Regions from separate parts of the Homo sapiens genome. Here region 1 is linked to region 2. Evidence: read pairs that join two places in POLR2A ChIA-PET (ENCODE). Cell type or tissue: PC-9. All regions are shown on one strand. Links, peaks and the distances in the headings refer to the core of each region. The heading gives the core; the rest is flanking DNA. Region 1 overlaps ACACA (acetyl-CoA carboxylase alpha). Region 2 overlaps ACACA (acetyl-CoA carboxylase alpha).

Evidence for each region. Peaks named below come from ENCODE experiments on the same cell type or tissue, not always from the same donor. Only the 100,000 strongest peaks of a DNase experiment are listed, where the experiment ranks them.
Region 1: POLR2A ChIA-PET joins it to region 2 with 5 read pairs; 3 of 35 experiments call an interaction of 5 or more read pairs at or near these places.

The regions. Positions count from the first base shown.
Region 1 is chr17:37,082,027-37,097,142 of GRCh38, reverse strand. It overlaps ACACA (acetyl-CoA carboxylase alpha), which reads left to right. Exons shown (of 56, transcript NM_198834.3): 54 at 1-147; 55 at 8,069-8,205; 56 at 9,704-12,151. The coding sequence ends at 9,827. Among named protein-coding and RNA genes, the nearest start is that of MIR2909, 56 kb to the right of the region's middle. RefSeq lists enhancers at 1-579, 6,915-7,416. In PC-9, for the core only: no CTCF peak of the experiment used is centred there; a DNase peak (open chromatin) is centred at 8,482.
Region 2 is chr17:37,386,507-37,401,622 of GRCh38, reverse strand. All of the region lies in intron 1 of ACACA (acetyl-CoA carboxylase alpha), which reads left to right. C17orf78 (chromosome 17 open reading frame 78) reads right to left here. Exons shown (of 7, transcript NM_173625.5): 5 at 12,829-12,953; 6 at 12,261-12,377; 7 at 8,915-9,976. The coding sequence ends at 9,899. Among named protein-coding and RNA genes, the nearest start is that of ACACA, 13 kb to the left of the region's middle. In PC-9, for the core only: no CTCF peak of the experiment used is centred there; a DNase peak (open chromatin) is centred at 9,352; H3K4me3 peaks cover 991 bases; H3K27ac peaks cover 1,895 bases.

The DNA.
Region 1 (15,116 bases), core at 7,240-9,739, 300 kb after region 2:
CGTACCTTCTTCTACTGGCGGCTGAGGCGTCTTCTGCTGGAGGACCTGGTCAAGAAGAAAATCCACAATGCCAACCCTGAGCTGACTGATGGCCAGATTCAAGCCATGTTAAGGCGCTGGTTTGTGGAAGTGGAAGGAACAGTGAAGGTAGGTGGGACACTCAAAGAGAAGCCTTTTTGCTGAGTTCCTCACACCACCTGAGGGCTGCAAGTCTCGCCAGCAAAGAGTCCACAGGCCTCTAAGGGCAGGAGTAGAAGGGAAACATAGAGATCCAAGCTGTTTCCTCCCCCAGCTACTCCCCCTAACATGTCATGTCACGACATCTTGTTAGAAGAGGTGGTAGGGCATATGTTGCAGCTTATGCAATCATTCAGCAGACCTTTTTGAACACTTACTGGGTACTAGACACTGCATTTGCTTCTGGGGGCATGGCAGTGAAAGAGGCAAATGTTGTTCCTATCCACATAGAGCTCACCATCTAGAGGGGGAGACAAATAAAGAGGTTATGCACAATAGTGAGGCCCATGTTAAACACAGCAAAGGGCACAGAGCACAGCGAGAAGATACCTGACCCTCTCTGGGAAGGATGGAGGAGAGTCTAAGAAGCCTTGTGCAGTAAGTGATGTCTCAGGAGAGGCTGGAAAACAAAGCAGAAATGAACCAGAAGAAAAGGCTGGATTTGGGGGCAGTCAGGGCTTAGGAGGAATGTTCCTGCAGAAGGAACAGCATCATCCTAAGCCATGAGAGTAAGAGTAACATGCATCAAAGGAACATCCTGCAACTGTTTCAGGGCAGCTCAGAGACTGGGTGCCTGGTAGGAAGAAGGGGCAGGGGCATGATCACACAGGGCCATGTAAGCTGTCAAGGAGTTTGGACTTTGTCCTGAGGCCTGTCGGAAACCACTCAGGTATTTTAAGCAGTGGAGTGACATGCTCTGATTTCTATTTTAGAAAGACCACTAAGGGGGCTGTGTGGAGGAGGGAATTGGAGGGGCTAAGAGCAGAAGCCTAACAGGTTGTGATCGGCAGGAGATGCCATGACTACAACTAAAGAGCTGCCTACTTCCAATCAGAGATGGAAGGAAGTATCCACCCTTATGCAGGGAAAGGGACCTATGAAGCTGGCATTTTCTTGGGGTGATCTCACAGAGAGGGCTCGTGACCTAGAGCAGTAACCCCACTGAGATGGTGTCCTTGGTGCTCTAGCCTCAGTGTTGGGGATGGGGCGGGTCTCAAGCCAGGATGACCTAGCAAGGGCACCAGCATTTGCTCCTGGAATAGTGGGCTGCATAAGTCACTCCATGGATGGGAAGAAAAAGCTGGAACTTTTATTTCTGTTTATTTTTACTAACAAAAAGAAATTAACCTTTATTAGTAATTAATATATGGATTAATCATTTACATCAAAAATGCATTTTATCAGAATATTGGTAGTATGTGCTCAAAATATATTTGTCTGTCTTTCTCATTGCTATGTGATCACAAACATTTGGTGACTACCAGGTTAGAGTATTGATGGAGGGCTGGGTGGCTGGTGGTGGCTTGAAGGGTCCTGGCCCACAAAGAGGGGCACTCTGGCCTCTGCCTAGAAAGTGTTGCCTGAAGCCTCTGCTAATCGTTCTCAAGGAGGAGCTCCCAGATTTGCTGTCAGTTTTAAAGCCAGTGAATTGGGGTGCTTCTAGGATTCACCTTTGTATTAAGTCTGCCCATTTTTTTTATGACTGAAAAGCTTCTTTGGATAAATATTTCAAATGTGCAGTTGGGGAGCACAGCCTTCTCCGACATTTGGTTCAGGTTAAGGTCAGTCTGTGGCATCATAATTGAGTGAGACAATTTTGTCAGTGGCTACTGGCAGCTTCTAGTGGAAGTTGGCATTGAAAGTCACGCAAGTGTAAAATAAGAGTTTGTCCTCCAGTTAAGAGTGGCCGGCTAGGTAAATGGAGTGTGTGTGTATGTGTGTGGCCAGGAGAGGCCTGCACTGCCTCCCTACCACATTAGTCACTAATGGACGTGTCCAGCCTCAGTAGGCACAAGGATGAGAAGGAAGTTTCCCCCCAGGCATGAAGCAAGTAGATAGGCCCTTCAGCTTTTCCCTAGCATCCTGCTCCCAAGCGGACAGAGCGTCTGAAGAAATAGGTCACTGCCGTCTCTTATCAATGGAGAGAACAGTTGACCACGTGTGTACAAGCTCCTGGCTGGAATTGAAGCACAGAAGAGAACCCCCACCCCGTAGCTCAGTAGGAGGCTGCCTAGGCACTGGGGGCAGCCATGCTGAGCACTGAGGCCATTTCCCTTGTGCCCATCTACAAAAGGCAGCATTCTCCTGAGTTCTCTGAGAGGAATGCCAAGGACTGAACGTGAGGACGGGTAATCCTATGATGTCAGGGCATGTGGCTTTGAAACCTCCTTCCATATTCGGCAGGCTCAGCAGGACCTAGTTTAGTGTGAGGTGGGTGATAAAATCTGCAGTGCCCTTGAGAGAAGAAAGGGTTGCAGTGTTCAAAAGCCATCTGTGTGCCTCAGAAGGAGTGATGTACAATCTGCTTGCTGTTTGGTGTGGGGGGGGGGGGGTGGTTCTTCAAAGAATGATAGATACTGTGTGTTGTGTTTCTCAAGTGCAAAGACTGGCTGAGTCTAGACCCTGGCTTTGCACCAGGAAGTGACCCTCTAATCCTTATTGTGGTTGGTTACTGGTAAGAAAAGACATTTCGAGATAGGCATCTATTAGCTATGCCTTGTGTTCTTTTTGTTCCCAGAGAATTTGTTTTCTTAATCTTAATCCTGAAAACAGAAATTCTGGGACAGAAAATTGAAGACACGGTGATATTATATAACTGAGCACTATAATTCTTTTGTTTCCCTTAGAGATATCTGTTACCATGAGTTATGGGAGTCTGTTTGAATCCACTGGGACGATCCTACTGTAGGAAATAGTAGGATTTATGGTTCATAGTTTCACTGCAGGCAGAAGCAAAGCATCACTACAGCTCCTTAACGAAAATAACAAGAACAGTAGTTTAAATTGGGTCATAAGAACATGGCACACATTTGTATCCTGGGCATGGTTTCTCACTTGATTCTTAGATCCAAAATTTGAAGCCTGGTTTTTCAAACAGGCTGATTTATTTTTTCCCAGACCCCAATAGTAGAAATTGAAATTAGGACTCTGCATGGAACAATGAGAATGTGGGTTTTGAAATCTCATAAACTTCGGGATCCCAGCTTTGTCATTTACTGGCATGGGCATATTATTTAAGCCTCCATTCCCTCATCTGTAAAATGGGGGTGGTGTTTATGTCATGGGGTTCAGTGAGTTTTAAATAACATGAGTAAAGTATGGAGCATAAGTCAGATGTGGTGGCTCACGCCTGTAATCCCAGTGCTTTGGGAAGCTGAAGTGGGAGGATCGCTTGAGGCCAGGAGTTTGAGACCAGCCTGGATAACAAAGCAAGACCCTGTCTTCACAAAAAATTTTAAAATTTGCTCGGTGTCGTGGCACACACATGTAGTCCTAGCTCCTCAGGGGGCTGAGGCAGGAGCATCGCTTGGGCCAAGGAATTTGAGGTTATAGTGAGCTATGATGGCGCCACTGCACCCCAGCCTGGGCAACAGAGTGAGACCCTGTCTCCAAAAAGAAAAAGTATGGAACACAATGTCTGGCTCAGTAGACATTCAAAATATGCTAGTTTCCCCTGCTCCATGTTAGAAGGTAAAAAAATAATAGCAACATAGACCAAGTCAAAAATGTACAGCTGATTGACCTCGGCGGAAAGGGGGCTGACTCCTGAGCACAGTGGGTGCTCAGACGCTCTTTGGTTTGGCATGCTCTCATGTTCCCACAACCCGATGCCATGGTGCATTCTTATTGTTCACACAGCTACCCACTCGCTCTTATTCTGGATTTCCAAGTGAAATGAATGCTCAACAGAGGCCCCTGTGAGGACCATAGGAAAAAGCACTATTGACAGGGTCACTTATTTCCACTGACCTCAAAACCTGGCCTCAGGCTACTGATGAATAAGTCTCATACACCAAACTTCTCACACAGGGCCAGGCAGGGAGGAGGTAAGGTAGAACCTGGAAAGTGTTGCTTGGCCCTGCTATGGGCCTGGAGCTGAGATGGGATTGGCTCACAGGAGCTTGGTTCACAGGGGTCTGATGGCCACCCTAGCCCACATGTCCTTTGGCTATTGTACTCTAAAGCCCTTGGAAAAAAAAATCACATCCTTTCTTGGGCTTCTGTTGGATAGGGCTTAGCCTTGTAAGTGTAGGTGTATTGAAAATGTCTTTCCAAAATATGAGTGTACCTTAGGATTTGTATGCCATCCCTACACCCATCAGGCTGTGTGTTTCCCAGAAGTCTAGAAGGTCAGAAATGGGAGGAGCCTCCCTAGCTGGAGGTGTCTCCCAGCAGCTCCCAAGGTGAGTTATTAGTAGGGTATAGTAATCAGGGCTCACATCCATCAGGTTGTGCCCTGGTCACTCCTTGGCCCTGCTGAACCATTGTCTAAGGAGGACTTAACAGCTATCCAGTATGTTAGAAATGAAACTTTCCAAACAGGTCATTTAGATGTTGTGAGATAGACTAATTACTACATAAAATTAGTGAGGCTGACTAGTGCCTGAGATACTTATCCACTGATGCAGACAGAAAGTGTCTGTTGAACATTCATTTTAGGACAGGCCACTGTTGTGATGTAGAATTATTGATATTTTATTGATAAAATGTTCTGATACAGATGGATATGCTGACAGGTGGCATACGGGCCCAGGCCTGTCATGATGTTAGCAGCCTAGCATATCACACCTGTTTAAAGTCCACGCTGGAATACTAGGAATGACTGGCCACATTTTCTTTTTTTTTTTTTTTGTCTCACTCTATTGCCCAGGCTGCTGGAGTAGGTATGATGACTCACTTTCAGCCTCAACCTCCTGGGCTCATGTGATCCTCCCCTCCCACCTCAGCCTCCCAAGTAGCTGGGACTATAGGCATACACTACCCCACCTGGCTGATTTTTTTGTAGAGGTGGGGTTTTGCCATGTTGCCCAGGCTGGTCTGAAACTCCTGGACTCCAGCAATTCCCTGCCTCAGCCTCCCAAATTGCTGGGATAACAGGCGTGAGCCACTGTGCCAGGCCCATTTTCATAATTTTAAGGAGGGAAATAATAATGGCTTCTTCCTGGGAATAAGGTTGGCCTATCCTTCTGGATGACTGGAATTGAGTCTTACAACTGTTCTAAGGGAGCAAACAAGAAACTGTAGGCTCTGGCTGGGCACAGTGGCACACGCCTATAATCCCAGCACTTTGGGAGGCCAAGGCAGGGGAACTGCTTGAGCCCAGGAGTTCAAGACCAGCCTGGGCAACATAACGAGACCCTGTTTCTACCAAAAAAAGTTTTGCCAGGCATGGTGGGGCATGCCTGTAATCCTAGCTATTCAGGATGCCGATGCAGGAGAATCACGTGAGCCCAGGAGTTTCGGGCTGCAATGAGCTGTGATCATGCCACTGTACTCCAGCCTGGGCAACAGGAGGAGACCCTGTCTGGGGGAAGAAAAAAAAACCTGTAAACTCCATAACCCAGTGGAAGGGAGCTTGCTTTTCCCAGGTGGAGCAAATTATCCCACAACAGTATGGTAACTCTCCCAGGTCTGTTGAGAAAAACCAGTGGCACTATGCTTACATAAGTTTGTTTATTTTTGCTAAACATGCAGTTGATTAGAACTTGAGACCCCTTTCCTTCATGTACTCTAGGCTGTAATCCACTGGGGTTTGGCGGTCATTGTCATCCAGTTGTACTTTGCGTAAACAGCAGATCTTTTTATAGGACCCATATTTTCAAGCAACTGTAAAACTTGGAATGCGTTGCCCTAATCCTGTCTGGGAACTTTTCAAAATGTTTAAACACCTAGCATACTCTGTGGCTGCAGGAGGGGAAGGCAGAAGAGTTTTCTCTAGAGGGTAGCTGGCTTTCCAGTGTAGTGTCTGAGCATTGTTGGAAGCAGGCATCTCGTTAGCTAATACATTACACCAATCAAGGAGAGTTATCTTAAGCCACAATTAATCTGCTCCCTGGCATATGTTGATAGGAAAGCATCATGCTGTTTCTTAATTAAAAGCAAACGGATTAAAAATGATTAATAAGAGTATTAAATATTCTCCTAAACTAAAGGCTTTGGGATTCTTGGGTAAATCTAAAAATCTTGGGGTTTTTTTTTTTTCCATTCTGAAATCCAAGAAGCATTTATTGTTTTATTTTTCCTCCCCTCCACCCCAATCTTCATAAGTAGGGGTATGTGTAGAAGTCCTGAAACCACGGAGCAGAAGAGTAAATTGCCAATGATGGAAATGGAAATGTTGAAATTTAGGTGGCGACGTTTAGGAGTCCAGGGGGACCCATCCATATGTGGGGCGTGCAGCAAGCTGGGTCACAAGAGTGAGTTAAAACCATGTTATGGGAAAAGCAGTGCTACCTTCTCCCTCGTGGATAGGGGCTGATGTGACACTTCCTTTCCTTAGGCGCAAAACACTTTCTCAAGGCAGTTTGGCCTTGAGAGATGCTGGGAGTCCTAACCCAGGCACAGAGAGGAGAGGGTCACTCAGGTTTGCACTGACGGGGCCACACACCCCAGCTGAAGAATTGCTGATCTGCTTATCAGTGATTAGATACAGAACTGGGCACATTTGAGTCAGAAAAAGAAATGGACAAAGAACTAAAAGAGACATACTGCTGATCCTTAGTCCCCGGAAGCCTTCATCTTTCCAATGTAAAGGAGTTAATTTTTAGAAACAGAGACGTCGATGAAATGACATACATTAAATAACCAGTCACAACTAAGTCGGCAGCTAAGTTAGAGACAGGAAGTGACAGTCTGAAAAGAAACCATTATATTTGAAGGCACGAGATAGTTAGAAAATAGCCTAGTGCTCAGTTTTGTACTGCTTGAGGCCTCTTGTGATGAAGACATTTCCTCTGCAGCCCAGTAGTCACAGCTGTGGCTTTGGTGACCTTGCTTGCATACAGGCTTCCTGTAGCCACGTCTCAAACCTCAAAGCCTCAGAGTCCCTAACAAACACACCCACCTATTAAATTATAGCACCAAACTCATTGTCATTCTGACTTTGACTTCGTTAGTGATAACAGAGAAGGATAGCGCACCTTTAAATGACAAGCTTTGTGTTTAATTACCCAAACAAAATGACATAAATATGAATGAGCCCTAATTGTGGTACTTGGTTTTCCGGAAACCATTAACAAAACGATTCCTAAATGATTTGTAAAGAAAATGAGAGGAGAAGAGAGCAAGGAGAAGGCTATTAGGCTTCTAACACACTCCTGAATTATTATGTAGTCAACCACCTAGGAAATACTCAGCTAAATGATCTTGAAAAGGAGGTGAGAGGTGGTTTGTTGAGACTTTCAGGGTTATGGACGTCTTGATCCTTTCGAATACTCTCATAGGTAATAAAATGGGGCTTAGGTTTCTGACCTGGTGGCTGTACCCTGGCAACAAGACTTCCCTCCCATCAGTTCCCCGTCCGTGCCTCATCAAAAGACAGTGGGCTCTATTTCAGGAGACTTCATCCATCCAGTGACTGCCAGGCCTCACTGAGGCTAGAGACTTATACTTTAGGCATTGTGTCTCAGCTCCTCTGAGAGCAAAACACCAAATAAACAGCCTTGCCTTCTCAATCACAATTTTACTAAGTAATTTGGGCTTTTAACTGGTTCTCTCAAACCTGTCAGGTTATTGAATTCTCTTAGCCTTTGTCAAATAGGTGGGTCCCTAGAGTCTGACAGGACAGAGTCAGGGTATGAGCACCAGAGTGCTCGGGAGAGCCCCATGGAGACTTCAGGTGTACACCTGTGTCCATAAAGGAAGAGAAGGAGAAGGGGCACAGCTCCTGCCTCGAGGCCTACTTCCTCCTCCTGCACGATGCTGACAGTGAAGGAGAATCGTGGACACGGAGCACACTTTTGGAGTAAGCAAGCACTCCAGATCCTGAATAGTCAGGGTGTCCCGGCCTGGCCTGACCCCTGGTGTTTGACCAAGAGTCATCTGTTTGCAGGCTTATGTTTGGGACAATAATAAGGATCTGGCGGAGTGGCTAGAGAAACAGCTGACAGAGGAGGATGGTGTTCACTCGGTAATAGAGGAAAACATCAAATGCATCAGCAGAGACTACGTCCTCAAGCAAATCCGCAGGTGAGACCAACGTGGGGAACTCCACTAGAGAAGGAGGGCTAATTTCTTTGGAATAAAAAGTTTCCAAACAAATCATGAGATGATCGCAGAAATCTTATGATCTCTGCAGTCTCTTGCTGTTTGAGACAGCTGTAGTTGACCCACAGGTACAGATATGGCCTGAAGCCCAATTCTTTTTCAGCTACTGCTCCCCAGGGGCACTTAGTAATCTCAGCTAGATGAAGGCTTAATTCACTGTGCCCACCTCTTAGCTCTGAATGCTGATACTCAAACCGGATGAACAACTCTGGGAGGAAAGCTGATTGTGTGTGTGGTGGTTTCCTGGGAAACCACCTCCTCACCTCCTGAAGCCAAGAGTTAGCTGTATTCTTCTAGAGGCTTCAGTCTGCTCCATAGGATCGGTGGTAGAGACTGCAGGGGCATTTTTGTAAAAGTTTATTTGGAAACATTTCACTTACAGAAAAGTTATAAAATTAAAAACAGTACAAAGAACACCCCTATATATAATATCTGTACTCAGATTTACCTGTTACATTTTCTCCCCGTTGCTATATCACTTATGAGTGTGCCTGCCCTCCCATATGTGTATACATTTTTCCTCTTTCTGAACTACTTAAGGGTGTTACATATATCATGGCCTTTACCCCCAAATATTTCAGTGTGCATTTGCTGAGAATAGGGATACTTTTACATAACCATCATAAAATGATCCACTTTTGTAAATTTAACATTGATTAAAAACTTTTATCTGATATCTACCATCTGTAGAACATTGCTCATTTTGAGTTTGTCTGATGTCTCCCCATGATGAGATGCAGGTGAGGCACTCTGGCCAGAACCTTCACAGGGCACCACATCTGGGGGCACATGCTGTTTATCTGCTCCTCCTCGTGTTAATTTCATCCGCTGGTCAAGATGTTGCTCCATTTCTCTACCGTATAATTACTGATTTTCCCCCCTTGCACCTAATAAGTAGTCTGCAGGAAGACATTTTAAGGCCATGCAAGTATCTTGCTTTCATCAAAATTTCCCTCTGGTGCAGTCTTTACGATGAGCTTGCAAAATGATAACTTTCCAACTCCAGCACACCCTCCACAATTACCAGTCACCACTCAGTCCTCACTCCTGCCGATTCTTTTATATATACATTATTGGTACAGACTCATGAAGTTCTATTTTTTACTGATTTATAATTCATTGCTGGGCTGCTTTTGATGCCCCAATTGCTGTCTTTGTGACATGCCCCCATTGGCATGTTTTGGGTTTTTTTTGGGTTTTGTTTTGGGTTTAATTCCTTTTTCAACATAGCAAAATGTTTTGGGTTTGTCTTGCACTACCTTGGCTGGATATTTGTAATATAGGGAAACAAATAAGGTGAGGCGTGACTAAAATGTCTGCAGTGGACGGTGCACACATGTTTATTGGGCAGTTCTTTAGCTGTCCTCATCTAGACACTTCTGCTTCTCTTTTCTTCACCATTCTCAATCTTCCTTTCCAGCTTGGTCCAGGCCAATCCAGAGGTTGCCATGGATTCCATCATCCATATGACGCAGCACATATCACCCACTCAGCGAGCAGAAGTCATACGGATCCTCTCCACAATGGATTCCCCTTCCACGTAGGAAGAGCTTCCTGCCTGTCCCTGCCCTGTCTCTGGAGAAAAGGGCTAGAGCTGCCTTTTACAACTGTAACCACTGTAATGAGAAGGCACAGGAGACCCAGCACTGGAGTCAAATGGCATTTTACTTCCTCTCGTTTCAGGTTATGCATGACATCCTGGGATGTAAGATCACAGAATCCCCCTCCAGCCCACCAGTCACACCTACCCCATTCAGTATTTATTACCCTGGCCAGGCCTAGTCCTCCACTCCCTGCACAGGACTGAGAAGGCAATGAAAGGTACAAACATGTACCATGAGGTCTTACTAACCAAAGTAGGGCTGCCCCTCCTGTCCTGACAGCCCCTTGGCCTCCCAGCATGGGGAAGCGTGAGGAGTTGCCCAGCAGTGAGCAGCCCCCCTCACTCCTGGCCCCATGAGCCGCAGCCACAGGCAGCAGAGGAGGGCTAAGGAGAGGAGGAAGCCTCAAGTCCATTGTTTATTACCCCGACTCTTAGCCCAGCACACAGTAGGCACTGGAGAGGAATGATTCCCAGTTTAACCACACTACGGTACCTTTTATGAAGAAAAATTAGAGCATAAAATCTACTACAAGCTCCATAGGAACTCAAAGATGAGGGCAAAACTGTGAGCCAAGAAGCAGAGAAAGAAAATAGAACCAGTTATTCTTGATTTAGGGGACCTCAACCTTGGGTTCAGTCTCTGAGGACAAAGGGAAAGGTAGTTGTTGGCCTGCCTCTCGCCTGCACGTCACTGCTGGACTAGCTGTCGCATGTGGCTGGGAGCTGCAAGGCCAGTGCTTGAGGGGCCCCAGCAGTTCCACAGGTGGTGAAGCCTGAGTTGGCAGAGGAGGAGCCAGAAGAGAACTGCCCTTTCTGCACTGGTGGAAACTAGTTATTTATGCCATGTGGAGAGCCAGTGAGATAGATAGATAGTCTGTTTGTTTTGAGGACTTGGAAAGTTGTTCCTATGAAGCCTGGAGCTTGGATGGTTTTGAGAGGTTAATGGTGCCTCCACACTCACTCTTCCCTAGTTCCAGGATTACTGTCCTAGCAGCTAACGGTTCTACTCTCTTCCCCAGAGTGTAGACAGGCAGCAGGTCTCCCCACAGCTCTGAAAGGACCCTGGTGACAGCTACACCCTCAGCACCAGGAGCTGGCCTTCCTGATGAGGGAGGCTTCCAGGAAACACAGAATCCACATGACCTTAAGATTATTTACAACTCAGTCATGGTGCTGCTGTCCTCCAGGCTTACTGGCCCCTCCTGACTGGCATCAGGGGCTTCCTCAGGTGGTGGAGAGAGTTTACTTTCAACAACTAGTTTATTCAAGAAAAGAACTTACTGATTCCTCTGTTCCTAAAGCAAGAGTGGCAGGTGATCAGGGCTGGTGTAGCATCCGGTTCCTTTAGTGCAGCTAACTGCATTTGTCACTGATGACCAAGGAGGAAATCACTAAGACATTTGAGAAGCAGTGGTATGAACGTTCTTGGACAAGCCACAGTTCTGAGCCTTAACCCTGTAGTTTGCACACAAGAACGAGCTCCACCTCCCCTTCTTCAGGAGGAATCTGTGCGGATAGATTGGCTGGACTTTTCAATGGTTCTGGGTTGCAGGTGGGCACTGTATGGCTGGGTATGGAGCGGACAGCCCCCAGGAGTCAGAGCCTCAGCCCGGCTGCCCTGGTGGAAGGTACAGGTGTTCAGCACCTTCAGAAAAGGGCATAAAGTGGTGGGGGACAATTCTCAGTCCAGGAAAATGCATTGACCATTGCTGGCTATTTGCTTACCTAGTAAGAATTGGATTCATTTTTGACCAGATTATTCTTCTATGCTTTTTTGCAATAAATCAAATCCCACATATCTACAAGTGGTATGAAGTCCTGCACCCCCCAGGAGGCCTGTCCAGGCATGTCTTCAGAGGCAGGGTGGGTTACACTCATTTACCTCCCCTCTCCCCACCAAATTATGACACAAACGAGTATGTTTCCTCTCTAGAACCCTGTAATGCCTCCTCCCCCATCCCCAGAGCTCCTTACTGTAGGTCTTACCCTGGACAAGGATTTTTTCAAGTTGGAGGCACAGAACATGAGCAATCTGACATTCCCACAGCCCCTCAAACATGCAAGGCTACTAAGGCAGGAGGAGTATAAATGATGGATATTGACCAAGACCTGCTTGGACGGAGACCGCCATATTATCTGTTCTCTTCGTTCACAAAACAGCCTTCACTTGTCTCAGAATTTGATGGACACATACTGTGATGAGCAGGAGCTTCAGATGCACTCTTTACACATTTTGTTGAAATAAACCTCTACATTTGTAGAAGAGTTACAGTTTGTCATTTCAATCCATGCCCAGCCACCTCATTTCTTGTTCTGCTTTCAGCAGGGGCTCAGTGTGGGGCAAGCCCCTCCATGGCCCTGTAACACCTAAAGCCCTTTGTCTCCTGAACTTGCATAAAGATGATGGGTAGGCAGTAAAAAGCTGGCCTTGGCCAGCCCTGTCTTATCCGCTGAATCAAGGTCAAACTCTGAAAGGCTACAAATGCTCGGGAACCCCGTAGCAGAGGGTCAGTTTTTTAGTTTCTGTTGAGTTTTTCAGGATGGGAAACTTCTTCCTGCTGAGAGCTGGATGGGAGTCCTGGCAGGAATGTCCCCTCCAAAAGAGAATGTCTTTAGAGCAGGGACAAGAAAGACCACAGCTGTTTAGTGAGGATAACAGCTCCAGGCCTTGGAAGCCCAGAGCCCACTGTCCTCCTCAGAAGTCCCTTCTCAGCATACAGGAAGTTGAGAGTGCTCTGATAACTCAGTGTAAACACTGGGGCCGCATGGCCCTTGTTAGAGATTTGAGAGGAAGGTTTTAGATTTTCTTTCTTTAGCTATTCATGGATTTTTAACTCTGGGCACAAAAAGGCACTCGGGGCAGGAAGCTCATGATTCCATGCCGTCAACCCTCTGCCTCAGTTTCTCTCTCTAAAAAAACTTTCTATGGGCTGGGCATGGTAACTCACCCCTATAATCCTAGCACTTTGGGAGGCTGAGGTGGGTGTATCATGAGATCAGGAGATTGAGACCATCCTGGCTAACACGGTGAAACCCCCTAAAAATATATAAAAAATTAGGTGGGAGCAGTGGCACACACCTGTAGTCCCAGCTACTCAGGAGGCTGAGGCAGGAGAATTGCTTGAACCTGGGAGGCGGAGGTTGCAGTGAGCTGAGATTGCACCACTGCACTCTAGCCTGGTGACAGAGCAAGACTCCGTCTCAAAAAAAAAAAAAAAAAAAAGCTTTCTATGAATCCCTATAATTAAGGCAGGAATAAGCACCAATTCCTGAATGTCTGCAAAGATACAGGTCACAGGAGGCAAATCCCTGCCCTTTGCTGATTATTAAACTCAATGTTGTATCTGTCTCTCTCTTTGGGATATATTGCAAAGCAAAGGGTTGCTTTTTCTAAAATGAAATAGAGTGTTAAGAAAATATCAATTTGATTCACCCTGAGCCAGATGTTCCAGAAAGGGGAGTCAGAAGGGAGATACAGGATAAAGGATCCAGGGGGAAGATTGCTACTGTTTGCCTCCCACTGCTGCTCTTCACAGGCAAGGAAGCCCGGTCTGCGTGGCGGCCTGGGCCTCTTCTTCCTTCTTCCCTCCTCCCTAAGCAGGCAGCTGAAGACAGGCCACAGGTGTAAGCACTCAGCCAGCACCTGTTGGTGGTTCTGAGGCAGGATTCCGCTGCTGCCTCTGGGAGCTTGCCCGATACAGTTTCTTCTGCTGGGGCGCCACACTTCCTTCACTCCTCTTTTCAACAAAAGGAAATAATAAATCCCCATTGGTCTTACTTTGGGGTAGTAAGGAAAAGACTGCACAGTGAGGGTTCTAGGATCCAGATCTAGGCCCACCTCTCTTTCCCCGGCTGAACAATAACACAGCGATGAACGCAAATGCCTAAGGACCATAGGGAGGGCTGTTCACCCCTAGTAAACAGGGCTCGGTGCAGGGCAGCAGGGAAAGGCCTGTAGGGAGGCACTGAGCTGAAAGGCAAACCTTCCTTCAAACCACTGGCTCCTCAGGCCCTGGGCACAAGAAGGGTAACACCTGGGCCTGCCCTGTTCCACATGGTGAGGCAGAAAGCACCATGGGCCAGAGGGAGTGGTATGGACAAATGAAGCTTATTGGCAGAGAGAGGCTACCAGCTGCGGCAGGGTGGAAGCCAGGGCATTCCAGGCCGGGGCACTGGGATTTACAAAGTTATTTGGGGGGCACTGGGAAGGTTGAAGGGGAGTAGAGCAGTCACTTGGGGGAGTAATAGACAATGAACTCCCCAAAAACAAGCCGGCATCAGATATAAAGATCCTTAAATGCCAGGCCAAGGAGCAAGGGTTTGTCCTTTGGTGGTTTATGGGCACGTGAAAGCTGTGTATAAAGCTTTCGAAAGCAGCCAATTGAATGAAAAGAGCACAGTCTTGAGTGCCAAGAAAACTGGGTCCAAGCTCAGCTTAATCGTGTGCAGTCCCCAAGCTGGAGGGGCACCCAGGATAGTATGCCCGGGCCACCCACAGGAGTGGGGAACAATCGGCTATTTCCAGTGCTCTAGGAATCCTGCTGTGCCTCAGGCAGCAGTCTTTCCATGCCGTTGTCTTTGTGTTGACTGGAGTTTTACCCAGGAAGTGCAGTCCTGGTCACCTCCTGCTGGCCAGTGGCTCTAATGGGTGTTGATAATAAGTGATGGGGGTAGGACATCTTTAGAAATGCAGTATCTTGGTAATAAGCAACATCTTCCAAAGCATGGGGTTTCCTGTGGTTGGTGGAGGGCAGAATGATAACGGAGCCTGAGACTTGGAGCCACACAGTGGGCTCAGCCCACTAGGAACCGCACGGAGACAGGACAGAATAGCTCAGATGGCGCTGAGTCTGATTGCCAACATTCTGTGTCATGACTGGCCTTCTAGAGTAATCAGGGAGGGCTGGGGGTGGGAAGAGGCAGAACCCACTGTACAAGTCCAGGCTCTGCAGCAGGAAAAAGCTCACAGAGCATTCCTGTCCATGCAAATAGCTCCTTTCATAGTCACTTACAAGAACAGGGACTTTAGAATAAGCCTGAGCTGATTTCCAGTATCCAGCCCCTCACTCTTGTCCTTGAGCAAGTTCCTGCCTCCTCATCTGTGAAATGTGGACCTCAATGGGGCATTTTGAAAAATGACATTAAATTAGTTGATGTGAATCAAGTGCAGGGCATGAGCCGCAAACCCTCAATGCAGGTCAGGTTTCTCCATGCCCTGTCTCTTTTGCTC
Region 2 (15,116 bases), core at 7,963-10,462:
GTGCCACTTTACTCCAGCCTGGGCAACAGAGTGAGACCTCGTCTGGAAAAAAAAAAAAAAAGGTAAAGAGACAACCTACGGAATGGGAGAAAATATTCACGACCCCTACATCAGATAAGTGGACAAGGGCCTGAAAAGACATTGCTCAAAAGAAGACATGCAAGTAGCATGGGAGGCCGAGGCGGGTGGATCACCTGAGGTCAGGAGTTCGAGACCAGCCGGGCCAACCTGGTGAAACCCTGTCTCTACTAAAAAAACAAAAATTAGCTGGGCGTGGTGGCGGGCGCTTGTATTCCCAGCTACTCAGGAGGCTGAGGCAGGAGAATCACTTGAACCCAGGAGGCGGAGGTTGCAGTGAGCCAAGATCACACCATTGCCCTCCAGCCTGGGCAACAGCAAGACTCTGTCTCAAAAAAAAAAAAAAAAGAAAAACAAAAGAAAAAGACATGCAAATAGCTAACTGGTATGTGAAAAAAATGTTCAACATCACTAATCATCAGGGAAATGTGAATTAAAACTACCATGAGATATCACCTCACACCTGTCAGAATGATTATTATCAAAAAGCGAGATAAGCATTGGCAAGGATGTGGAGAAAAACCCTGTACACTGTCAGTGGGAATGTAAATTAGTACAGCCATTTTGGAAAATAGTATGGAGGTTCCTTAAAAATTTTTGAATGGAACTACCATATGATCCAATAATCCACTTCTGGGTATATATCCAAAGGAAATGATATCTGCATGTCAAGGTATCTGTACTCCCATATCCATTGCAGCATTATTCACCATAGCCAAGACATGGAAACAGCCTACATGTATGCCAATGGATGAATGAATAAAGAAAATGTGAGATATAGATACACACACACACACACACACAGACACACACACAATGGAATACTGTTCAGCCTTAAAAAATAAGGAAATCCTGTCATTTGCAGCAACATAGATGGACCTGGAGGACATTATGCTAAGTGAAATAAGCCAGGCACAGAAAAACAAATACTGCTTAATCTCACTTATGTGTGGCATCTAAAAAAGTCAAGCTTGTAGAAGTAGCAGAATGGTGGTTACCAGGGGATGAGAGAGAAAGAATTGGAAGATTTTGGCCAAAGGATACAAAATTTCAGTTAGACAGCAGGAATAAGTGCAGGAGATCTATTATACTATATGGTGACTATAGTTAAAAATATATACTTGAGGCCAGGCACTGTGGCTCACACCTGTAATCCCAGCACTTTGGGAGGCTGAGGCAGGTGGGTCATCTGAGGTCAGGGGTTTGAGACCAGCCTGGCCCACATGGTGAAACCCCATCTCTACTAAAAATACAAAAATTAGCCAGGCGTGGTGGTGCATGCCTGTAATCCCAACTACTCAGGAGGCTGAGGCATGAGAATCACTTGAACCCGGGAGGCAGAGGTTGCAGTGAGCCAAGATTGCATCACTGCACTCCAGCCTGGGCAACAGAGCAAGACCCTGTCTCAAAAACAAAAACAAACAAACAAACAAAAATATATATATGCTTGAAAATTGCTAAGAGAGTAGATTTTAGTTGTTCTTACCACACAAAAAAATAAGTATTTGCGGTAATGGGTATATATTTGAGGTAATGGATTTGTTAATTAGCTTGATTTAGCCATTCCACAATGAGTACATCTATCAACACATGTTGTACATCATGAATATACACAATTTTTATTTGCCAAAAAATGTTTAAATATGCCATAAGTAAATTAAATAAAATAAATTTCTTAGAACATTATTTATAAAAATAAAGCAAAAAACCAGATCTGTCCAAATATAACTAATAAACTGACTCTCATTATTTAACACTCAAGAGTTGGCTGGCATCAGGATTTTCATAATACCATGGCCATTAAACAGTTTTCGTGAATCCAGGCCTTCGTTACCCATCTCTTCTGCTTCTTCCTCACCTTACTGACTTCTTTCTCATGTACACAGAGTGCGGAATATCTGTCTCATGAGTCACCAGCCTTTGGGCAGAACCCAAAAAATTAGGTGAACTAGAAATATATTGTTGCTAAGTGGCTCGGTTTATCAGACAATTCTAAAATGCCTACTAGGCTGCCTAGCTGCATACTTTTCTGCCTAATGTACAGGACCTCCATCTTGTGACTGTCAAAACAGGCTCCTAAATTATTTTGCATCATTTGGTGACAGGCAGTCTATACTCTTGTGCAACCAACAGGTGCCCAATAAATGCTTGGAATATGCAAGGAACTTGGCATTGTTTAATATAATTGAAAAAGCAAGCATGGACTTTGAAACTTTCCTGAATTTGAATTCTGTCTCCACTCCTTATCACCTTTAAGAATTTAGGGCCTGGTGCGGTGGCTCATGCCTATAATCCCAGCACTTTGGGAGGCTGAGGCGGGTGGATCACTTGAGATCAGGAGTTCGAGACCAGCCTAGCCAACATGGTGAAACCCCATCTCTACTAAAAATATAAAAAATTAGCCGGGCATGGTGGTGCATGCTTATAATCCCAACTACTTGGGAGGCTGAGGCAGGAGAATCGCTTGAACCCAGGAGGCAGAGGTTGCCGTGAGCCGAGATCCCACCATTGCACTCCAGCCTGGGCAACAAGAGTGAAACTCCATCTAAAAAAAAAAAAGAATTTAGGGAAGTTATTATCTTCCTGCATCTCCTTTCTCCTCCTATGTAAAATGAAAATAATAATGTCTAATTCATAAGCGTTTCATAAGGATATGATGAAAGCCCGATGCAGTAGCTCACGCCTGTAATCCCAGCACTTTGAGAGGCTGATGTGGGTGGGTCACTTGAAGTCAGTAGTTCGAGACTAGCCTAGCCAACATGGTGAAACCCTGTCTCTACTAAAAATACAAAAACTAGCTGGGCATGGTGGCAGGCGCCTGTAATCCCAGCTACCCGGGAGGCTAAGGCAGGAGAATCGCTTGAACTCAGGAGACTGAGGTTGCGGTGAGCTGAGATCGTGTCACTGCACTCCAGCCTGGGCAACAGTGCCAGACTCTGTCTCAAAAAAAAAGCCCGGGCATGGTGGCTCACGCCTGTAATCCCATAATCCCAGCACTTTTGGAGGCCAAGGTGGGCGGATCACCTGAGGTCAGGAGTTCGAGACAGCCTGACCAATATGGAGAAACCACATCTCAACTAAAAATACAAAATTAGCAGGGCATGGTGGCGCATGTCTGTAATCCCAGCTACTCGGGAGGCTGAGGCAGGAGAATCACTTGAACCCAGGAGGCGGAGATTGCAGTGAGCTGAGATTGCACCGTTGCGTTCCAGCCTGGGCAACAAGAGCGAAACTTCGTCTCAAAAAAAAAAAAAAAAAAAAAAGTGATACCACAACAGCTAGAAGAGGAGGCCAAACTGTTTTTTTTTTTTTTTTGAGACAGAGTCTCGCTCTGTCACCCAGGCTGGAGTGCAGTGGTGCGATCTCGGCTCACTACAACCTCCGCCTACCTGGTTCAAGTGATTCTCCTGCCTCAGGCTCCTGAGTAGCTGGGAGTACAGGCGCGCGCCACCACGCCCAGCTAATTTTTTGTATTTTTAGTAAAGACGGGGTTTCACAGTGTTAGCCAGGATGGTCTCAATCTCTTGACCTTGTGATCCACCTGCCTCGGCCTCCCAAAGTGCTGGGATTACAGGAGTGAGTCACCGCGCCCAGCCCCCATTTTACATTTTTTTATTTGTGCCCACTGCCTTTTTTCAGAGGATGCAGTTAGCAATTTCAGCCACTGGATGGTGCAAATTCACAAGAGTCCAGTGAAAGTTCCTCAATTACGGTCCAAGGTGCACCTGTTGCTACACTGCACCAAGTGAAGGAGGGTGGGGTAAAGGAAAGACTTTTTGGATCTGAAATTTCAGTATAAACATGGATCGAAGTTCACTAGAAGTTCAGATTGAGGGAAATTTTTAGAATTTGATCACTGACAAATCAGGTCATTGAATAAGGAAAGACAAAAGAAAAGTGTTGTAATAATGAAGAGGAAGAGAAAAAGGAACAGATGATGAAATATGAGGGAAAATAAGTCTAAAGAGATGAATTCAAGTGTTAGCAACAATTATAGTATGACCCTTTACTGGTTTGCATCTCCCTGGTAACTGATAGCAACTTTGATATAAAAATAAAGCTTACTTCATTCTCTTCTAGAAAGTCAGCTATGCTACCCTTAGCTTATCCATTTGGTGGTGTGACATTATCAACAAATATTTTTAGTATCTGCTATGAACATGGTGCTTTGTTGATACAAAGTAATATAGAGATATACAAATTAACACAGATACTGGGCTTCAAGCAGAAGAACCAGTAAGTACATATAAGAAGATAAGTAATTGACTGGATTAAGAAAATGTGGCACATATACACTATGGAATACTATGCAGCCATAAGAAAGGATGAGTTCATGTCCTTTGTAGGGACATGGATGAAGCTGGAAACCATCATTCTGAGCAAATATCGCAAGGACAGAAAACCAAACATCGCATGTTCTCACTCATAGGTGGAAATTGAACAATGAGAACACTTGGACACAGGGCTGGGAACATCACACATCAGCGCCTGTCGTGGGGTGGGGGGATGGGGGAGGGATAGCATTAGGAGAAATACCTAATGTAAATGACGAGTTAATGGGTGCAGCAAACCAACATGGCACATGTATACATATGTAATAAACCTGGACATTGTGCACATGTACCCTAGAATTTAAAGTATAATACTACTACTACTATTACTAATAATAGGGAAGATAAGTAATTCAAGGCAACCTGAGGGCCATTGTGTCAACTCAGAAAATGGAATACTTTTTGAAAGTGGGAGTGGAGTATCAGTGGGATGGGGAGGAAGGGATCATAGGACTCTCAACCTGTCCAGGGCAAACAAAAAATAAAAAGATTTCTTCTGGCCTTTAGTCATAAGTACATGCAGCAACTCTTCCTTGGAAAATGGCTAGTTATGGACATAGACATAGGAAAAGTGCTCTAGGTCAGAATCTGCTGGGCAGTGATTAGAAAGCATCCAAAATATTAATAGGAGGGGGTAGGAGATATGAGGAAATAATGGTTAAGGCCAGTACCACTCCTGAAACCACCGTTGCACTAGCCTGGGAGTACAGAAAAGGAAGGATGTTAATGGCTTGTTCAGGCCTTTCAGAGATCCACAGTCCCAGGTCACTTTGATTTTTGAGATTATGGGTTTATCTAAAAAATGAAGAAATGGCAAAACAGAGATACAAAATATGTTTTATATTTTATTTATATTTATCTTTTTTTTTTTTTTGAGATGGAGTCTCACTCTGTCACCCAGACTGGAGTGCAGTGTCACCATCTCAGCTCACTGCAACCTCTGCCTCCTGGGTTCAAGCGATTCTCCTGCCTCAGCCTCCCGAGTAGCTGGGATTACAGGCATGTGCCACCACACCCAGCTAATTTTTGTACTTTTAGTAGAGACAGGGTTTCACCATCTTGGCCAGGCTGGCCTCGAACTCCTGACCCCAGATGATCCACCCGACTCGGCCCTCCAAAGTGCTGGGATTACAGGCGTGAGCTACCATGCCTGGCTGTTGTATATTTTAAGTGTTTCTGTTTAACAAAGTAATGCTTTTAATACACACGCAAATATGGCTGTTTACTTAATGTCATTCAGCAATAACTTAAAAAGTTTAAATTGGAGGTTTTTGTGAATGTACCTTCTTTGCCCTAAGCAACTACCTATCTTAATTTTTGGGCCTATCAAAAAGTATTGGGGTGACATCAACCCTTTAAAAAGGTGGAACAGCCTAGGCGCGGTGGCTCGCGCCTATAATCCCAGCACTTTGGGAGGCCAAGATGGGCAGATCACCTGAGGTCGGGAGTTCGAGACCAGCCTGACCAACATGGTGAAACCTCGTCTCTACTAAAAATACAAAAATTAGCCGAGCATGGTGGTGCATGCCTGTAATCCCAGCTACTTGGGAGGCTGAGGCAAGAGAATTGGTTTGAACCCGGGCGGAGGTTGCGGTGAGCCGAGATCACGCCATTGCACTCCAGCCTGGGCAACAAGAGTGAAACTCCATCTCAAAAAATTAAAATTTAAAAAAAGGTGGAACAGCTTCTAGTCACCTCTAAAACTTGAAAATAAACACAACTTCTTGAAATGTAGTAGTAATATATTAGCCAAGAAGAAGAGACAGATTTTTTTTTTTTTTTTTGAAATGGAGTCTTGCTTTGTCACCCAGGCTAGAGTGCAGTGACACGATCTCAGCTCACCGCAACCTCAGTCTCCTGAGTTCAAGCGATTCTCCTGCCTTAGCCTCCCGAGTAGCTGGGATTACAGGCGCCTGCCACCATGCCCAACTAATTTTTTGTATTTTTAGTAAAGATGGTGTTTCACCATGTTGACCAGGCTGGTCTCAAACTCCTGACTCAAATGATCCACCTGCCTTGGCCTCCCAAAATGCAAGGATTACAGGCATGAGCCACTGCACCCAGCCAAAGAGACAGATTTAAAGTGGTGTGAAGAATATGAAGTTTTGTATGTGTCTTTTTATTATATGTGTATATATATTTATAATGTCCATAAAGAGATATATTAACCACTGATTACATATTAACCAGTGTTAATGATTATCTCTGGGAAGAGAGATTAGGTATTACTTTTATTCTTTATACTTTTGAGTATTTTCTAAAAGCTTTTATAATGAGAATGTACTTTATTTATTTTATTATATATTTTATATATACATATTTTTTGAGACAGAGTCTCGCTGTGTCGCCCAGGCTGGAGTGCAGTGGCACAATCTCGGCTCACTGCAAGCTCCGCCTCCCGGGTTCACGCCATTCTCCTGCCTCAGCCTCCCTAGTAGCTGGGACTACAGATGCCTGCCACCACACCCGGCTAATTTTTTCTTTTTCTTTTTTTTTTTTTTAGTAGAGATAGGGTTTCGCCGTGTTAGCCAGGATGGTCTCGATCTCCTGACCTCGTGATCCGCCTGCCTCGGCCTCCCAAAGTGCTGGGGTTACAGGCGTGAGCCACCGCGCCCGGCCGAGAATGCACTTTAATAATTATAAAAACAAAGTGTGGTAGCTTAATAAGAAAGAACTTGCAATAGAAACAGCAAATAAGGCTAGGCACAGTGGCTCACGCCTGGACTTTTTACCCCAGCACTTTGTGAGGCCGACGCGGGTGGATCACTTGAGGTCAGGAGTTGGAGACCAGCCTGACCAACATTGTGAAACCCCATCTCTACTAAAAATACAAAAATTAGCTGGGTGTGGTGGCGCATGCCTGTAATCCCAGCTACTGGGGAGGCTGAGGCACGAGAATAGTTTGAACCCGGGAAGCAGAGGTTGCAGTGAGCTGAGATTGAACCATTGCACTCCAGCCTGGGCAACAGAGCGAAACTGCATCTCAAAAAAAAAAAAAGAAAAAGAAAAGAAACAGCAAATAATTCCACAGGAATAATTGGCACTTCCACAGAAACAGTGTTTTATCAAGTTTTGTATAACTTGGTCTATAATGGTGACACTAGAAATGGTGCCCAGCTCTGAAGTGATCTGCAGATCCACATCCCAAAGCCCACACAGGAGTTCTCCTTTCTCCTCTGCCATCTCTCCCATCTCTGTTTTTACAGATCTTCACTGGAAGGGAATATAGGACTTGAAGTTATTAATGGATTAGGGAGTCAGAAAATCCTCAGAGGGGTCTATGCTTTGTCAGGGGAAACAAATTGTCCCCAAAGCAAAATAATTTTGATTCTGTCTGTGAATTTCTATAAAGTCAGTACAAATGTTACCCAAATTATACTCTTTTTTTTTTTTTCTTTGAGACAGTCTCGCTCTGTCACCCAGGCTGGAGTGCAATGGTTCAATCTCAGGTTCAAGCAATTCTTGTGCCTCAGCCTCTGGAGTAGCTGAGATTACAGGTGCGCACCAGCATGCCTGCCTAATTTTTGTATTTTTAGTAGAGACGGGTTTCACCATGTTGTCCAGGCTGGTCTCAAACTCCTGGCCTCAAGCCATCTGCCCACCTCGGCCTCCCAAGGTGCTAGGATTACAGGCTTGAGCCACCGTGCCCGGCCTCCAATTATACTCTTGTAGAAGAGTTGATGAGCGCAGATTTTGCCATAGGTTTTATCTCCCGGGACATCTCATGTTTCAGGATTAAGGGACATTCAGTGGTGGGTGAGGCTGGGAAGGGTGAGGATGCATGTAGGCCTTAGTTCTGGACCAAGAGCTTCTAAGTATATAATGCTTTTAATCATCCTCACCAGTGGTCTTGGGAAAGAGCAGGCATTTTTTTTCTTCCTATTTTATTGTCAAACTAAGTCACAGATGGCAAAATAAACTTGAGGCAACATCGTGGATCAGTGGCAGGATGCAAATAATATACTCATTCATCCAAATGCCAACCTCAGTGCTCTTTCCTCTCTACTATATTTTCAAGGTATGCTCTATGGACATTTAGAGGTTCTTTTTTTTTTCTTTTTTTTTTTTTGAGATGGAGTTTTGCTCCTGTCACTCAGGCTAGAGTGCAATGGTGAGATCTCGGGGCTCACTGCAACCTCCACCTCCCGGGTTCAAGCGATTCTCCTGCCTCAGCCTCCCCAGTAGCTGAGATTATAGGTGCCCTCCACCATGCCCGGCTAATTTTTGTATGTTTAGTAGAGACGGGTTTCACCATGTTGGCCAGGCTGGTCTCAAACTCCTTACCTCAGGTGATCCACCCACCTTGGCCTCCCAAAGTGCTGGGATTACAGGCGTGAGCCACCATGCCTGGCCCTAGAGGTTCTTTGGAGCTTCTTTGAAACATATCCTCATTATCCATGCTTTATATGTGTTCTCTTTCAGGCTGGACTTGAATATTAAATCGAGCCTTAGGGTGAGATTTTCCCCTGTTGGTATTGTTTTGATAATCACTTTTTGGACAGCACTTGAAGTGAAAGAAAGAAGGATACAGTTTATGTATTTTTTTTTTTAACCAGAGAACTAAGAAAACAGAATTTCTTAGAAACAGACACATTTCACCAAAATGAAATGGAATGGTTTCAGACTCTTAGGAAAAGAAGCAGGGCCTCACCCTGTCTTATCCCTCCTGACATTTCCTTTTTCACCTCAACATTGATTCAAGATCAGGTGGTTTCACTTTCTCACCAAACTCTTATTTAAGCAGGTTAGATTTGACTCATAGCTATTCTCCTGTGAGAAACAGCATTATCATAATTATTTTGCTCTGGAATCTTTGTCCAAAAGGTATGCAACTCTCTATTAAAGTATGATATAATATCAGAGCCACCTTAGGAATTCTGGATCGTCAGAAGACTTCACTTGGGTACTAATGGTCTGTAGTCCCTGAACCCCTTGGGGATAACTTATGAGGAAGGCTTTTGGAATGCGTAGGGTCAAGTTCCCTTCAGCAGTGTGTGGATAGATACATGTAGTACCAGAAGCTAAATTACAAAACCTTATAAACGTCAACCAGGGAGATCAGGAGTCCCACTCTAAGCTATTGAGGGCCAGTGAGTGTGAAGTCAGCTGTGAAGATAACAGAGGAGCTGGAAGCTATGTCACACTAACAGCTGCCTTGTTTCTTAGAGGCTGTGTTTGAGTCTTCTGTCAAAGAGAGTAGTAAGGTCCATTCATAGTGCTTGCAGGGAATACTTTTTGTTCTCGTTTGAGGGGATGGAAAGGTATCCATTTAGATGGATGTATGAAGTGAATTACAGAAGGTTGTGGCTCAGATAGGGGCATGAGGGTAACTCTGCTAAGCCCACACTCTCCCTTCATTAACCAGGAATTGGTGTTTGATTGTAATGTCCCTGCTGAAGATACAAGTGTGAAATTGGCAAGAATGTGCCCATATTAATAGGGAGAGGACTGTGTAGTATCATTCAGTCTTTGAGATAGAGCAGAACTTTTCAGAAGTATGTCTGGTGGATAACAGTGATCTCTGCAGCTTTCTTTGGGTTTGATGAATTGGCAGCATCTTGTCCAACCTAGAGATTGAAAGGAAATATGAAAGTTAAAAAAGGATGCAAGTGTATAGTTCTTCATGTACCAAGAAAAGGGCTGGCTAAGTACAAAACCCCATGTAATTCCAAGTGCACTTCATTTTGCCTCTTTGTTAATCGATAATTACACTGAGAAAGTATGATCAAGGTGCACATAGGTATGAGAACCAATAATTGCTTGGAACCTATAACCCACTAGCAAAGTAATTAAAAGATCTGGATCATAGTTCTGTTTCTAACAGCTGTGTAACCTTGGGAAGTCACATAACCTCTTCAAGCCTCAACTTAAGTATGAGTAAAATGTAGATACTTGCCCTGGCTACTTTCCAGGATTTCTGTAAGGCTCAAATGAGATAATGTATATAAGATTGCTATCTTAGTACTATTTTTTTTTGAGACAGAGTCTCGCTCTGTCACCGAGGCTGCAGTGCAGTGGTGTGATCTCAGCTCACCGCAGCCTGTGCCTCCCGGGTTCAAGCGATTATCCTGCCTCAGCCTCCTGAGTAGCTGGGATTACTGGCGTGTGCCACCATGCCTGGCTAATTTTTTGTATTTTTAGTTGAGACAGTTTCACCTTGTTGGTCAGGCTGGTCTCAAACTCCTGACCTCATGATCCATCCACCTCGGCCTCCCAAAGTGCTGGGATTACAGGCATGAGCCACCACGCCTGGCCCTATTTTTATTCCTTTATCATTTAGTAGCTTATTGTGTTCATAGAAGTTCAATCACAGTTGCAGCTACCTGGTTATCTCTAATTCTATTCTGGACTAGACTTTGTAGTCCCTTCAGGCCTATTTCTTCCAATGTTCAGGAGAAATGATAATTTTTTTTTTTTTTTGGACACAGGGTCTCACCCTTTTTCCCAGGCTGGAGTGCAGTGGCTCGATCATAGCTCATTGCAGACTTCAATTCCTGAGCCCAAGTGATCCTCCCACCTCAGCCTCCCAAGAAGCTAGGGCTACAGGCACATGCCACCAGCTGGCTTTTTTTTTTTTCTCTCTTTTTGAGACGGAGTCTTGCTCTGTCACCCAGGCTGGAGTATAGTGGCGCAATCTCGGCTCACCACAACCTCTGTCTCCTGGGTTCAAGCAATTCTCCTGCCTCAGCCTCCCGAGTAGCTGGGACTACGGGTGCACACCACCATGCCCCACCAATTTTTGTATTTTTAGTAGAGACAGGGTTTCACCATTTTGGCTAGGATGGTCTCAATCTCTTGACCTCGTGATCCACCTGCCTTGGCCTCCCAACGTGCTAGGATTACAGGCGTGAGCCACCGTGCCCGGCCCAGCTGGCCTTTTATATATATATATATATATATATATATATAATTATGTATAATATATAATTATATATAATATATTATATATAATTATATATAATATATATATAATATATTATATATAATTATATATAATAAATATATAATTATATATATTTATATATAATGTGTGTGTGTATATATATATATATATATATATATATATATATATACTTTTTTTTTTAATAGAGACAGTGTCTCGCTATGTTGCCTAGGCTGGTCTCAAACTCCTGGACTCTAGCAAGTCTCCTGCCTCTGCCTCTGCCTCCCAAAGCACTGGGATTGCAGGCATGATGAATCAGGCCTGGCCTTAAAAATCTTAAAAGTAAGATTCTTGACTCCAATCTAAATGATCTGATTCAGTTTATATGGGGCCCAGAGGTATGTGTATTCAATAAGCACCCTATTGTATCATGTCTGGACTGATGTTAGGAAAACAGTAGGATAAAATCCTACCTATTTCCTGACATAAGAAGGATTGCCCACATTTGCTTCATAACTGAAGCAGCTCCCTGTTCCCAGCACATTAAAAAAAATATTTTTTCACAGTCCTCTTAGGGACGAATCTCCTAGCACTTATATATTAACCCCATTTTCTGTTTTTCTTTTTTTCTTTCTTTTTTTTTTGAGACAGAGTCTTACTCTGTTGCCCAGGCTGGAGTACAATGGCACAATCTCGGCTCACTGCAACCTCCACCTCCCAGGTTCAAGCGATTCTCCTGCCTCAGCCTTCCGAGTAGCTGGGAGTACAGGCATGTGCCACCTGGCTAATTTTTGTATTTTTAGTAGAGACAGGGTTTCGTCATGTTGGTCAGGCTGGTCTCGATCACCTCAGGTGATCCACCTGCCTCAGCCTCTCAAAGTGCTGGGAATAGAGGTGTGAGCCACCACGCCCGGCCCCTACCCCACCTTCTTTAAGCAAATGACATAAACCACACAGAGAACACTTTCCTTCTGGGGCTGAGAGTCAGGCTTGGATTCAGCTGTCCCAGGTGGCTGGCCTCCCTTCTTTTGCCATCTCCACAACCACTGGCATTGGCACAGCTTCCTGGCTCCTAGGCATTGATACTGAAGGGAGAAAATGACTGGTATTAATATGAAGTGGCTGGTAAGCATTTGGTTTTCTTCCAAACCTCTTGTTGGGCAACTTAAAGGAAGCCATCTCTTCTAAATAAAATATTCAGTCCTATTGGACCTATCCTTCCTAGAAAATGTCTAAGTACAGCAGAGGAAAGGAACTGCATTTAGTGAGCACCTGTGTGCCAGGTGCCTTTCACACAGAATCTCAATCTTTATAACTACCATGAGAGGCAAATATCATGAGACTTATTTTACACATGAGGCCACTGAGGTTAGAACAGTCAAGCAACTTTCCCAACACCACTCAGCTAGTGAGTGTGAGTGGCACATCTCCTCAAATTCCAAAGTCTATGCTTTTCTCCTTATGCCAAGCTGCCTCTGGAACAGAAGAAAGTCTTTATGGGTCAAGTTCAAGGATTCAATACAACAGCAAACTTACAGGACATGGGACTTCAAAAATTACAAATACTATAATGGCAACTCCACTGAGCAACAGGGTGACAGCAATCAGAATTTTGACCACAATACTCCATTTCTGTCTCTTCTCTAGGTTCTCATCTGTGTCTAAAGGAGAGAGGGGAGTGGAAGAGGGAGAAAAGAAAATTTGAGAGAGGAAAGAGATTGATCCTTTGACCTGAAGTTCTTCTGGCTCACAAGACTATTAGAGGCCCAGACTAACCCAGAGGCAGAGGCAGAATTTCCAATTCAAACTCAGGGCTGGAGGGGGTGTGAGGGTGAGCTGAGCATCATGGGCTCTGCTCTAACTTCTTTTGCACTCTCTTCCCACTGAGTCACCTTCCCTGGAATTGGGGATTTTCCATAATCACATAGGGCTGATTCTTACACTGCTCGCAGGAAGAAAAATCTCGGGTACACATGGAGCTCTAAACTTCTTTTACTGTCAGCTTTATCAGGGTTCCTACCATTTTGCTCTGACACATTTTATGGGATTAGAAAGTCGCCTTTCCTATGTTTCTCCTGGCTTTCATAGAATATAAGAGGAAGAAATGTAAAAATTAGCACTGCTTCTGGGTCAGAAGCTCAATCTGGCGGCAAATGGCTAATATGCATTTTTTTTCTCACTCTGGCACTCAAGACTGGCATGCAGTGGCACAATCTTGGCTCACTTCAGCCTCAATCTCCCAGGCTCAAACCATCCTCCCACCTTAGCCTCCTGAGTAGCTCAGACCACAGGCGAACGCCACCATGCCCGGCTAATTTTTAAAATTTTTTTATACAGACAGAGTCTCATTATATTTCCCGCTGAGCTTGAACTCCTGGCCTCAAGTGATCCTACAGTCTTGGCCTCCCAAAGTGCTGGAATATTACAGGTGTGAGCCAACTCACCTGGCCCTAATGTGCATCTCATTATTACTAATATCACATTTTTCCCCTGGTAGAAACTAGGATGTAACCCAAATTGGAATCTTACAGAATTTTAGTCCTGGCCAATTTAAGGAGGACTGTTGCTAAAAAAACAGTGAAGAAGGCTGTGTGCGGTGGCTCATGCCTGTAATCCCAGCACTTTGGGAGGCTGAGGTGGGTAGATCACTTGAGGTCAGGAGTTTGAGACCAGCCTGGCCAACATGGTGAAACCCGTCTCTACTAAAAATACAAAAATTAGCCAGGCATGGTGGTGCATGCCTGTTGTCCCAGCTACTCAGGAGGCTGAGGCAGGAGAATTTCTTGGATCCGGGAGGCAGAGGTTGCAGTAAGCTGAGACTACGCTACTGCACTCCAGCCTGGGGGACAGAGTGACACTCCATCTTAAAGAACAAAAACAAAAAAACAGTGAAGATGAAAGTATGCTGTTGGAGGCCCAGCGCAGTGGCTCACACCTGTAATCCCATCACTTTGGGAGGCTGAGGCAGGCGGATCACAAAGTCAGGAGTTCGAGACCAGCCTGGCAAACATAGTGAAACCCTGTCTCTGCTAAAAATACAAAAATTAGCCAGGCGTGGTGGTGCATGCCTGTAATCTCAGCTACTCAGGAGGCTGAGGCAGGAGAATTGCTTGAACCCAGGAGGGGGAGGTTGTGGTGAGCTGAGATCACATCGCTGCACTCCGGCCTGGGTGACAGAGTGAGACTCCATATCAAAACAAATATATGCTCTTGGGGACGGGCGTGGTGGGCAATGCCTGTAATCCCAGCAGTTTGGGAGGCTGAGGCGGTAGGATCGCTTGAGCCCAGGAGTCTGAGACCAGCTTGGACAATGTGGTGAGACCCTGTCTCTACAAAAATTTAAAAATTAGCTGAACATGGTGGCACACACCTGTAGTCCCAGCTACTCAGGAGGCTGAGGTGGGGGGATCACTTGAGCCCCAGAGGTCAAGGCTGCAGTGAGCCATGTTTGCACTACTGCACTCCAGTCTGGGCAACACAAGACCCTGTCTCAAAAAAAAAAAAAGAAAAAGAAAAGCACTTGGTTGGTGTCATCACTCTTATAATTGCTTAGTGTTTAAATATTGTCCATCTATACATACAGTGGTTAGAATTACCTACTACAGAAATACAGTTTTTTCTGTCCCTAATTCTGGCGACAGGGTGAGCTCATTTGCGTGGAGATAAATGATCATTGATGGTGTCAAATTACAAACATTTCTGGGACCTTTATAGAGAAGCTAATTTTGTTGTTGTTGTTGAGACAAAGTCTCACTCTGTCGCCCCTGCTGGAGTGCAGTGGGACAATCTCGGCTCACTGCAGCCTCCACCTCTTGGGTTCAAGC